Linked DNA regions of Mus musculus: regions 1 and 3 are each linked to region 2. The links are chromatin contacts, found by POLR2A ChIA-PET in ENCODE. All regions are on one chromosome and are shown on one strand. The core of a region is the stretch at or near the end of the contact, and the rest is flanking DNA. Distances in the headings are between cores, read along the strand shown. Region 1 holds the start of Zfp668 (zinc finger protein 668). Region 2 holds the start of Fus (fused in sarcoma). Region 3 holds the start of Stx4a (syntaxin 4A (placental)).

Evidence for each region. ChIA-PET counts read pairs that join two places held with the same protein, here RNA polymerase II (POLR2A).
Region 1: POLR2A ChIA-PET joins it to region 2 with 50 read pairs in Patski. The contact joins the promoter of Zfp668 here to the promoter of Fus in region 2. POLR2A ChIA-PET finds 5 or more read pairs at or near these places in 4 of 5 experiments (Patski and embryonic stem cell).
Region 3: POLR2A ChIA-PET joins it to region 2 with 13 read pairs in Patski. The contact joins the promoter of Stx4a here to the promoter of Fus in region 2. POLR2A ChIA-PET finds 5 or more read pairs at or near these places in 3 of 5 experiments (Patski and embryonic stem cell).

Annotation. Positions count from the first base shown.
Region 1 is chr7:127,875,411-127,878,461 of GRCm38, reverse strand. Zfp668 (zinc finger protein 668) reads left to right here and starts at 1,626. Exons shown (of 3, transcript NM_146259.4): 1 at 1,626-2,415. Zfp646 (zinc finger protein 646) reads right to left here and starts at 761. Exons shown (of 3, transcript NM_172749.4): 1 at 355-761.
Region 2 is chr7:127,965,888-127,968,866 of GRCm38, reverse strand. Fus (fused in sarcoma) reads right to left here and starts at 1,388. Exons shown (of 15, transcript NM_139149.2): 1 at 1,290-1,388. The coding sequence starts at 1,302.
Region 3 is chr7:127,840,429-127,843,658 of GRCm38, reverse strand. Stx4a (syntaxin 4A (placental)) reads right to left here and starts at 1,851. Exons shown (of 11, transcript NM_009294.3): 1 at 1,591-1,851; 2 at 1,294-1,395; 3 at 1,115-1,214; 4 at 901-975; 5 at 17-87. The coding sequence starts at 1,620.

The DNA.
Region 1 (3,051 bases), core at 377-2,876, 91 kb after region 2:
CTCTCTCTTAGGTCTGGAGGTTCAGAAAGCCTCGCTATGCACAAACTCCTAGAAATGTTCCCCCAGGTTTAAGTCATCTCTAGAGCCTGAGAGAAATAAGGAAAATAAAATCTGGAGCCTAGACAGACTGATTTTGTTTTTTAGGTTATATATAATGGATCTTATTGATCTTCAGACTGTGCACTCTATCATTCTGACAACCTAACAAAAATCTATGAGGTGTGTGTTTGTTTTTGTAACAACGAACCAGAACTATTTGCTTTTGAGATATGGTCTCAGCTCACTGTAAAGTTCAAGCTGCTCTGGGATTCCCTCAGTCGCCCAAACTAGTTTCACACTTATGAATTTTCCTACCTCAGACTCCTGAGAGTTGAGATTGAAGGAGACAGCCACGACTGTTGGGCAGGCCTTACACAGACGTGCAACCTTTCTTTCTTCACTCTTCAGCTAAACCGAGTGGTCTGAAAAGAATGGCAGAGCAGCTGCTTTCTTCAGTGGTCACCTATGTGTTGTAGAAGGTAGAGGCCCTCTTAGGGACGAACCTGGCTTCAGTGGTCACCTATGTGTTGTAGAAGGTAGAGGCCCTCTTAGGGATGAACCTGGCCTTTTCAGCATCACACTGTTTCCCTGTTAGGCGTTAGTTTTACTTCCTTTAAGTACATTTAATCCCATTCCATTTCAGGTTGAAAGTTCATTTTATTCTCTGCCTTTTCTATCCCCTACCTACCTTACCTTGCTGTCTCCAACACTTTTCATTCCCTCTTCTACTTTTTCTCTAAATTATGATAGCAACTCAGGCTGGACAGTACCATGGGCCAAGCACTGCTGTTACACAAGTGTATTTGGGGTGGGTGGGTGGCATTTCAGACAGGGTCTTACTATGTAGCCCTCGCTTCCCAAACTGGGACTAGAATCATGCGACACTATGATAAGCTTGTAAGTACATTTACACCACTAAATCCAAAGCCGTGTTACCTCGTTTTTTTACATAAACTCACTTCAAGAGGCAACCTTCATTCCAAAACCAGCAGCAGCTATTCATTTCTGCCACATCATCTGGCCTTTCTCCGGGGCTGACTAGTCTCCTGGGACCCTAGCACAACTATTTCTAATCTCACCAGCTGAGCCTGGTCCCAGAATTCTCACTTCTCAAAACTCCTTCACTCGAGTCCCCTTTTCCTAACCAACCACCATCACATTCCTGTAGAGTCACTCGTCTTTTCTGCCAATTTCTTCTCTAGATCCCTACCTCGCACCAGGAGTGCCTTCTGGTTCCCGCCGCCGGCGCGTCCGTTGGAGGTCGTGAACGGGAGCGCGCCTGCGCACTGGGACCCTTACCCTAACTGCAGCCGCGAGCCATAAGTGGTGGCTGGTGCGAGAGTTCTCGAGCCCATACACACGCACACTCAGCCAGGGTACCCGGGAGTGGTAGCTGAGGGAAAGGTGCGGGAGAGAGGAGGAGGTAGAGGGAGCAGGGACAGCTGGTATGAACCCAGAGTCTAGCCCAGTTCCGCGGACACTTCCTATTGTTACCAGGAACCAGGAAGTGTCCTAGATGCTAATGCTTCCCCGCGAAACTTCCGCCTGGGAACACTTCCTGTCCCTCCCGCGGGCAGTGTTTCCGCACGGACACGCTTCCGGCGCTAGGTTCCGGGTGGGCCCGACTGTTTGTTTTCTTTTTGTTGTTTTGAGACTGGGTCTAACTCTGCAGCCCGGGCCGGCCTCGAGCTCGGAGCAATCCTCCTGCCTCAATTTCCAGAATGCTGGAGCTCCCAGGCAGCGTGAGCCCCCACGCTCCGCTGCGGGCGCAGCTCTGGCTCCGCCCACGCAGGTCGGCGCGGCGTTCGGATGGATTTAAGCCACACTTCCGTCCAGAGCTGCTGAAACCCTTCGCGTGCTTATTCGGGCAGTACGGTCACAGGAAAGACCCTGCAGCCCCGGCTACGGCGCTTTGGTGACACTTTTCACGAGGTTCCATAAAAGCTTCTTCCCAGGGCTGGCGTGGAGGGATCCTCGCTGAGTCCTTTCCTCGCTGTTAGAGGAAATGTGGACTCGACGTGGACGCGGGCACCACAAAGCCCGAGCGCCCTCTCCGCATCGTCCCACCTCCTAGCTCCTGCAGACGCTTCCGGCGACTTGGCGGGTGTCCGCCGTCAATCAGCCCGGCGTGCCAGCCCCTCAGCACCCAGAAACCCTTCGCAAGATACTTCTCTGCTTCCGCAGGCTCGGGGCTGCTTCCCTAAGTTTTTCCTTCCTCCCGAGCAAGGAAGGCGGCCTTCCACTTCCGCCGTCTGCCCGGCGGCCCCTCCCCGCCCTCCCTCCGGGTCCTAGCGCCTGCCCCTCTCCGACTGTCCCGAGCTCCGTCGGCGCCAGGCACCGCCGCCAAAGCTGCGGAGCCTGCGAAAACCGATCCAGGTAGGACACGCCGGCGGGAAGTCGCGGGGGCTCGGGCAGCGGCCCCCGACGCGGTTTGGGGTGCTCCCGGCTTCACGTGTGCTGCCGAGCGGACGGAGTTGACCAGGCGCGAGCATCCCGGGCGGGGCGAGCCGTGAGCGGCCTCGGGCGGGCTGCGGGCCCAGCAGGTCCTAGAACCCGCCCGGTGCCCGCCGGTCAGTGCTTTGGATGCCCAGGCTCAGCGGACGCGACTGCCGGCCCTGCTCGGCGCGGACCCGGGGGTCCTAGAGTCCGCCATGTTCCGGGCTTTTGTCTGAGTGGCGAGGGCCTCGTCGCCGAGTCCTTGGCGGCTGCGCCCCCCCTCCCAGTCCGAGGTTCTGCCCGCCCCTCCCGCGGTCCTAAAGAACGCCATTTTGCAGGTCTTTGTCCTGCTCTGAATCCTCCGTCCATTCATTTCTTCATGCCTTCCTTCTTCATTCATTCTGCCCTGTTCCGCTCGCCGAAGCTACGTTATCCTAGGGTTTAGTCCCAAATGAGTCAGCATACAGCCCCGCTCTGCGGGGGCTGCCTGTCTGGCGAGGACACCCGCACAAACACGGTTGCAGAGAGCGAGGAGCGCTGGGTTTCTGCAGGTCTTGTCCCTCCTCAGAGAGTCTG
Region 2 (2,979 bases), core at 139-2,638:
CCTACTTCTACCTCTTAGTCCTGAAACTAAAGGTGTGTGCCACCAAACCTGGCTCAATCTTTAAAAAAAAAAAAAAAAAAAAAAAAAAACTCAAAATACAGATCATCCCTTAAGTTTAAAAATCCTTTTGACTTGTTGCAGGTCTTTCCAAGGCCTGCAACACACGTCACCACATTTTATATCTTCACAGCAGCTCTGTATACAGGAAAGGTGGTATCACCGGATGTCAAGATTAACTTTGACAGTCAGCGCTATTACACAGTTGAGTTCAAGCCCAAGGAAGCAGCTAGAAGAATGGGACTCTCCAACCCCCAAATGGCATGGTGCTCCCAAGGTTCCCGACGTGTGGCTCCAAATAACTGAGCTCCCGCCTACCATGCGCACCCAAAGCAGACAGCACTTTCAACAATCTGGGAAGCTGTAGCTCAGCAGCTCCCTGCAGGAAACCCAAGCTCTACCCCCGCACTGGGACAAAACTGACAGCGAGAGGGTGTGGCCTCGGAGAGCGACTCCTCTGATTTCCTTCCGGCCTTAGGAAAACTCAACTCTGAAGTGGGAAACTCAGGCCGGGGTCCCTGACTCCGTTGGTCATCCCCTGGCGGTCCTCCCAATCCCACGGACACGCAGGCCAGCCAGGAGCTTCCGCTCCCGCTGCGCGGCCACGGAGGCGGGAAGAGGTGGCCCCGCCCCTTCCCAAGGGACCCAGCGAGCAGGGCGAGGCCAGCACCGGACCACAAGTCTTCCGCCGAGGGTCTCGCGACAAAAAAAAAAAAAAAAAAAAAAAAAAGAAGAAGAAAGAAAGAAAGAAAGAAGAAGAAAGAAAAAAAGAAAAAAGTAAAAAAAACGGACCAACTCCTGGCGGGGGGGAGGGGGGCCGCGGCGAGAAGGGGGAGGGGCCAGAGGAGCGCGTGCGCGCACCAAGTGCCCGGATGCAGCACTGCGACAAAGCGAGGCCGGGAACGGAGGGAGGGGAGGGGGTGGGGCGAAGCTGCGGAGACCCAGAGCTCCCTCACCCCGGTCACCCCACGTCGCCAGGCAGCGTCTCTCTCAACACTCGACTCAAGTGACCGGGCCAGGAGAGAAAACCCACGGTCTCCGCGCCAAAGGCGCCAGGGGAGCCAAACAAAATGGCGACACCGCCCTCCCCTTCCCTCCACCCGCTGCTTCCCGCCAGAGGTGGGGGAGCCCACTCGCCCGCCACCGCAGGCCCAGCCGAAAGCCAAAAGCCTTGCTGCGAGGGAACGAGGCCTCGCAGGGACGCGCCGTCGCCGCCTCGCGCTCCCACATACCGTTTGAAGCCATGTCCGCGCACGCGCGCAGCGCAGGCCGCCAAGCAACAAAGTTCCAGACGACCGCGAAGCGATGCCGCGAGGACTGAGCGGCCCCGCCTCCCGCGCCCGCCTTAAGTACGCCTGCCGCCTACGCGCCACCGGGACGTACCAAGTGGAGAAGCGCGAGGGGGAGGCACGCCCAGGTCCCCACCCTTCCCCGGGGATACGGAGAGCTCAGGAAGACAAGAGGGAAAACGAACTCGCTTTATTCCCAAACACTCGCACGCGCTTTCTCCTTGCGGCCGGTGGCTCTCGTCCGTCGCCCGGGGCTCGCCTTCGACACACCTCTACCCCACTAGAGGCAGAATGGTACGACCCGGCCTCCCGCTAGGGGCGGTGCCAGGGCCCTGCGCCCGAGAGCGGAACTGTGTAGTCAAGGCCTGGAGTCTCCGGGTGTGGGAACCGAAATCCTTCCGACCGGCCCAGCGGCTGGGCCCCACTTTCACTGGGGAAGATGCAGCATACTTTCGCTTGCCCTGGCCTAGCAACTGAGTCGAACGCAGTGTCGCTCTGGTCCTCCACATTCTCTCCTGACAGACAGCACACTGATCAGTCTCGTTTTTCACTTAGGAATGCCTCGGCTTGCTGTTCTTTAGACCTTAACAAGGTTTATAGATTGTGACGTTTAACCTGGAAGAAGATGAGCTTTAGTCTGGACCCTATGGCCCTAAGGCTGGTTCAACAATAACACATATGTATACAACTTAAGAGGCTTCAAACCCACAATTACCCCCCCCCTTTTTTTTTTTAATTTGGCCTCTCAGTACCGCTCAGTTGATCTCGAATCCTTGATCCTATTTGCCTTAGCCCTGTGCATCCTGGAATTACAGTCGTCCTGGTTTTCCCCCATCATCATCTTGTAAAGAAATCTGAGGAATGTAGCTTAATGATAGAGCGATCGTTTAGCCTGTGCATGACCCTGCCTACCTCTCCAGTCCCGGAGCTAGGCAGAGGTGGAGGGGAGATGGATCTTATGAGAGCAGTGAGCGGCTAGACTAAGAATGTGAATGAGGTACGAGGCAGTTCAGGGTCAGACCTTCTGATCTTTAAAGTCTAAGCCTGGGGAACTACAAAATGCTTCTTGGTTACAGGAAATGATTGAAAGCATTTAAAGGCATGAACACTTTTTGTCAGTTCAAGGACAAAACGAAATTCAAGGGGGTTGGAGAGACAGCTGCTCTAGAGAAACCACAGGTTCAATTCCTAGTACCCGAATGTGGGCAAACAACCAACTGTAATTCCAATACCAGGGACTCTGGGATCACAGAGATCAGGTAATTCATTTTGCAATGAGTAGGTTAGGATGGGTCTGAGGGAATGACATTTCTACTGGGAGTTTACCAAGTGGATAAGAACAAAAATGACGGGTTGGAGAGAGGGCTCAGCGATTAAGAGCACTGACTGCTCTTCCGAAGGTCCTGAGTTCAAATCCCAGCAACCACATGGTGGCTCACAACCATCCATAACGAGATCCAGAAGAGGAGAGGGGTCACCCTCTTCTGGAGTGTCTGAAGACAGCTACGGTGTACTTACATAATAAATAAATAAATCTTTTTTTAAAAAGATATTTAAAAAAAAAAAGAAGAACAAAAATGACCAAGCTTGACTGAGAACCTGCTCTGTGAAGCCACGTTAGCTGTATCCTGAG
Region 3 (3,230 bases), core at 602-3,101, 130 kb after region 2:
GGAAAGTACAACCCACCTGGGTTTTCTTCATCCTTGTGTTGACTGAGTTGTAATTCTCATCAGCTTCCTCCTTCTGGGGCTCTATGGCTGTGGGAGAGACACAAGGATGGATGGGAAGAGGGGTTCCTCCTGAGACTTACAAACATTGTTTGGGAGACCAGCTGCATTCTGTTGGAGGTTAGCCTGATCTACATATTGAACACACACAAACCCATTAATAAAAGTGTAAGCCATATAATAAAATATTTTAAGTGAATTTTTAAAAAGTGATTGGAGACCAGATCAGGGCCACATCTACATTCCAGCTACGTAGTAAGGAGTTTCTTGTTTTCTAACATTTTTATTACATAGTGACTATGAACAGGAATGCCTTCTGGTAGTAATGCATAATGGAGGAGGAGGAGAAGAAAAAAGAAGGAGCGAGCTTTTAATTTAATCTCAGCACTCAAGAGGCAGAGAAAGATGGATCTCCGTGCATTTGAGGCCATCCTGGTCTATATAGGAGGAAGAGGTGGAGGAGTAGGTGAGAAGAGAGAAGGGAGAGGAGAAGGGGGCGAATTCTGAATTTCTGAGATATGTTTTTCTTTGAATTACACCAGTGGGTTCCCACAAGCGTGGAGGAACCTCTCATCTGCTTGCCCAAAGAATACACACTGGCCTGAAAGGATGAGAGCAGTAAGTAATTTTGAATTTAAACTTAAAATAATAATAAAGGAATCTGAGAGGCCATAATGTGCTCTGCAAAGTACCATGGCTTTGATGCCATGGGACAGAGATCCTAGACCCAAGTCTGCTGTGTGACCTGGATCTATCACTTGACTGTATACAACAACTAGATACACCAGCAACTGGGCTGAATCAAAGGGAAAGATATGGCTGAGACCCTTGAAATTCATTCACCTTTTAGCTGCGCCCGGACCTCTCTCCCCAGCTGTTTGATCTCCTCTCGCAGGTTCTGCAGGCCCTGCTTCATGCCTAAACGAGAAAGCCAACACTTCTAAATCACAGCCTCTCCCACAAACCAAAACCAAACCCATCCTGGCCATCACCTGAATAAAACTACATCCCCCATAGTCCACCGGGCTGGCGTGCGTGAGCCCTAGGTTTCGCTTACTCTCCTCGGGAAGAGGCGTGGCCAGGATGGTGACCTGCTGTTTCTCCAACTCCCGGACTTTACTCTCCAGTTTGGCCATAGTCTGCCGAATTGTCTGCACCTAGGAAGGATCACCAAGAGGGCTGAAGACTTAAGTGTCACTCTAGTCCGCCCTACTCCTCGGTTCTCCTGACCCTTACCTTCTGGAAGAACTCGTCGTCCGGGCTGCCCAACCGGGCAGCACCTGAGTGCACCACCAGCGCGACTCGAACCTCATCTTCATCGTCTGAGATGTTATCCCCCTGCCAGGGCCGGAGTCATTGGCGACAGTTGCTCGCTGCGGTTCTCGCCCCGCAGGAACCATGGGCTTCCGGGATTTTCCTTCCTGGCCATCAGCCACCCGCCCGGGACCCAAAACCAGGAGTCCTCACTCCAGCGCGCCCGCCCGGCCCCGCTTCTCCTCACTCCAGGGTGTCCTCACCATCCCGGTTTCTCACCTGCCTCAACTCGTGGGTCCTGTCGCGCATGGTGGTCGGAGTGCCCTGGACCCGAGCCCAAAGGGCCTCAAGGTTCTAAATTTGGAAGTCCTGCACCTCTCTCACACTTGACACCCCCTCCCTCACCCAGCGAACTCCAGTACACCCCGGAGCCGCCAAAGGCCCCACCCCTTTCACCATCCACAGTCGTGGGGAAGAACCCGATCATAGGACCCCCAAAGTTCTACAGGTTGGAATTCCCTTCTCTTCCCCCCATCCTGCTCCCGCAGCTGCCGCCCCGCCCCTCGGGGGATGACTCCGAGCATGCGCGCGAGGGCTCGGCTCGTCCTCGCTAGAGGGAAAGGCGGAGGTCGGAAGCAGTGGCAGCCGAACGGAAGCGAGGCTGCCTGAGTCCAGAGCCCGCCCCGCTGCTCCCCCCCCCCCCACTACCGGAACATCTCATATTGGAGCCGAGATCTAGTTGCCCAAAGGGTTGGGAATGCGTCATTTGCACGCAGTCTGAGAGCCTCGTATCTCACATCACCCCATGGCGCCCCCTCATCACGTGACAGGCCGGGCCCAGCTCCGCGGGCTGCACGCCCGACCGCCAGTCATGTGTTCCGGCCTGTCAGCGACGTCTCGGGCTTCAGTCTCGCGACGTCCCCGACACCCCAGCGTCTGAGCTGTGCCCCAACAGCTTCTTCGAGGTGGGGAAGGGTACACTGCCTACTCTCAGCCACCTACTAAGGATGCTCTGTAGAATTCACTTTTTTGTTGTTTTAATTTTGGGTCCTCGGGCGTGGGCAAAGTGAAGACTTGCATTTGGGGCTGTCAGTATCATGAGACCTTGGAAATCAGGAAATAATAAGACCCGAGTCTCCAGCGTCAGGGAATTGCAGGGTTTTGTAGGCAGAGAATCTGGGGGTGGGAAGTGACCTCAGCCAAGGTGGCGCTCCCCCCGCTGCTCCCCCGCGTCCTCCTGGCACAGCCTCTGACAGGTGGGCGGCCTATGCCCCGAGTGAGCATTGCAGTCCCGCTGAGCTCGCTACCTTCTGAGCAGCACGACAATTCCAGAGCAGCTCAGACTGAGAAAAATGTACTGTTACCTCCGCAGCCCTGCCTTACAGCTGACGTCTCAGCATGACTTGCTTTTCTTTAACGGAATCCCCAACACCAAATTCGGTAGCTGCCACATAGCAGTCCTGCATAGAAGATTTGATCCGAATAGTAGCCTTTCCTGTATTTGAAACTAAAGCCCGTGGCTTCCTGATCTTCTTTACGCTTCTCTCACGGTGCCATTTCCCCAGATTTGTTTGTTTGTTTGTTTGTTTGTTTGTTTGTTTTTCGAGACAGGGTTTCTCTGTGTAGCCCTAGCTGTCCTGGAACTCACTCTGTAGACCAGGCTGGCCTCGAACTCAGAAATCCGCCTGCCTCTGCCTCCGGAGTGCTGGGATTAAAGGCGTGCACCACCACTGCCCGACTTCATTTCCCCAGCTTTGACCCTCCAGAAATACATTCACTTGATAGATTTATTGGACACATACATACTAGGGAATAGATACTGATATGGGCTAGCGACATATCAAGGACCAACAGACCAAAGTCCTGTGCCCTGTGGAACTTCTATTGTATAGAAGCTTCCCCCCCCCCCGCACCCCCCA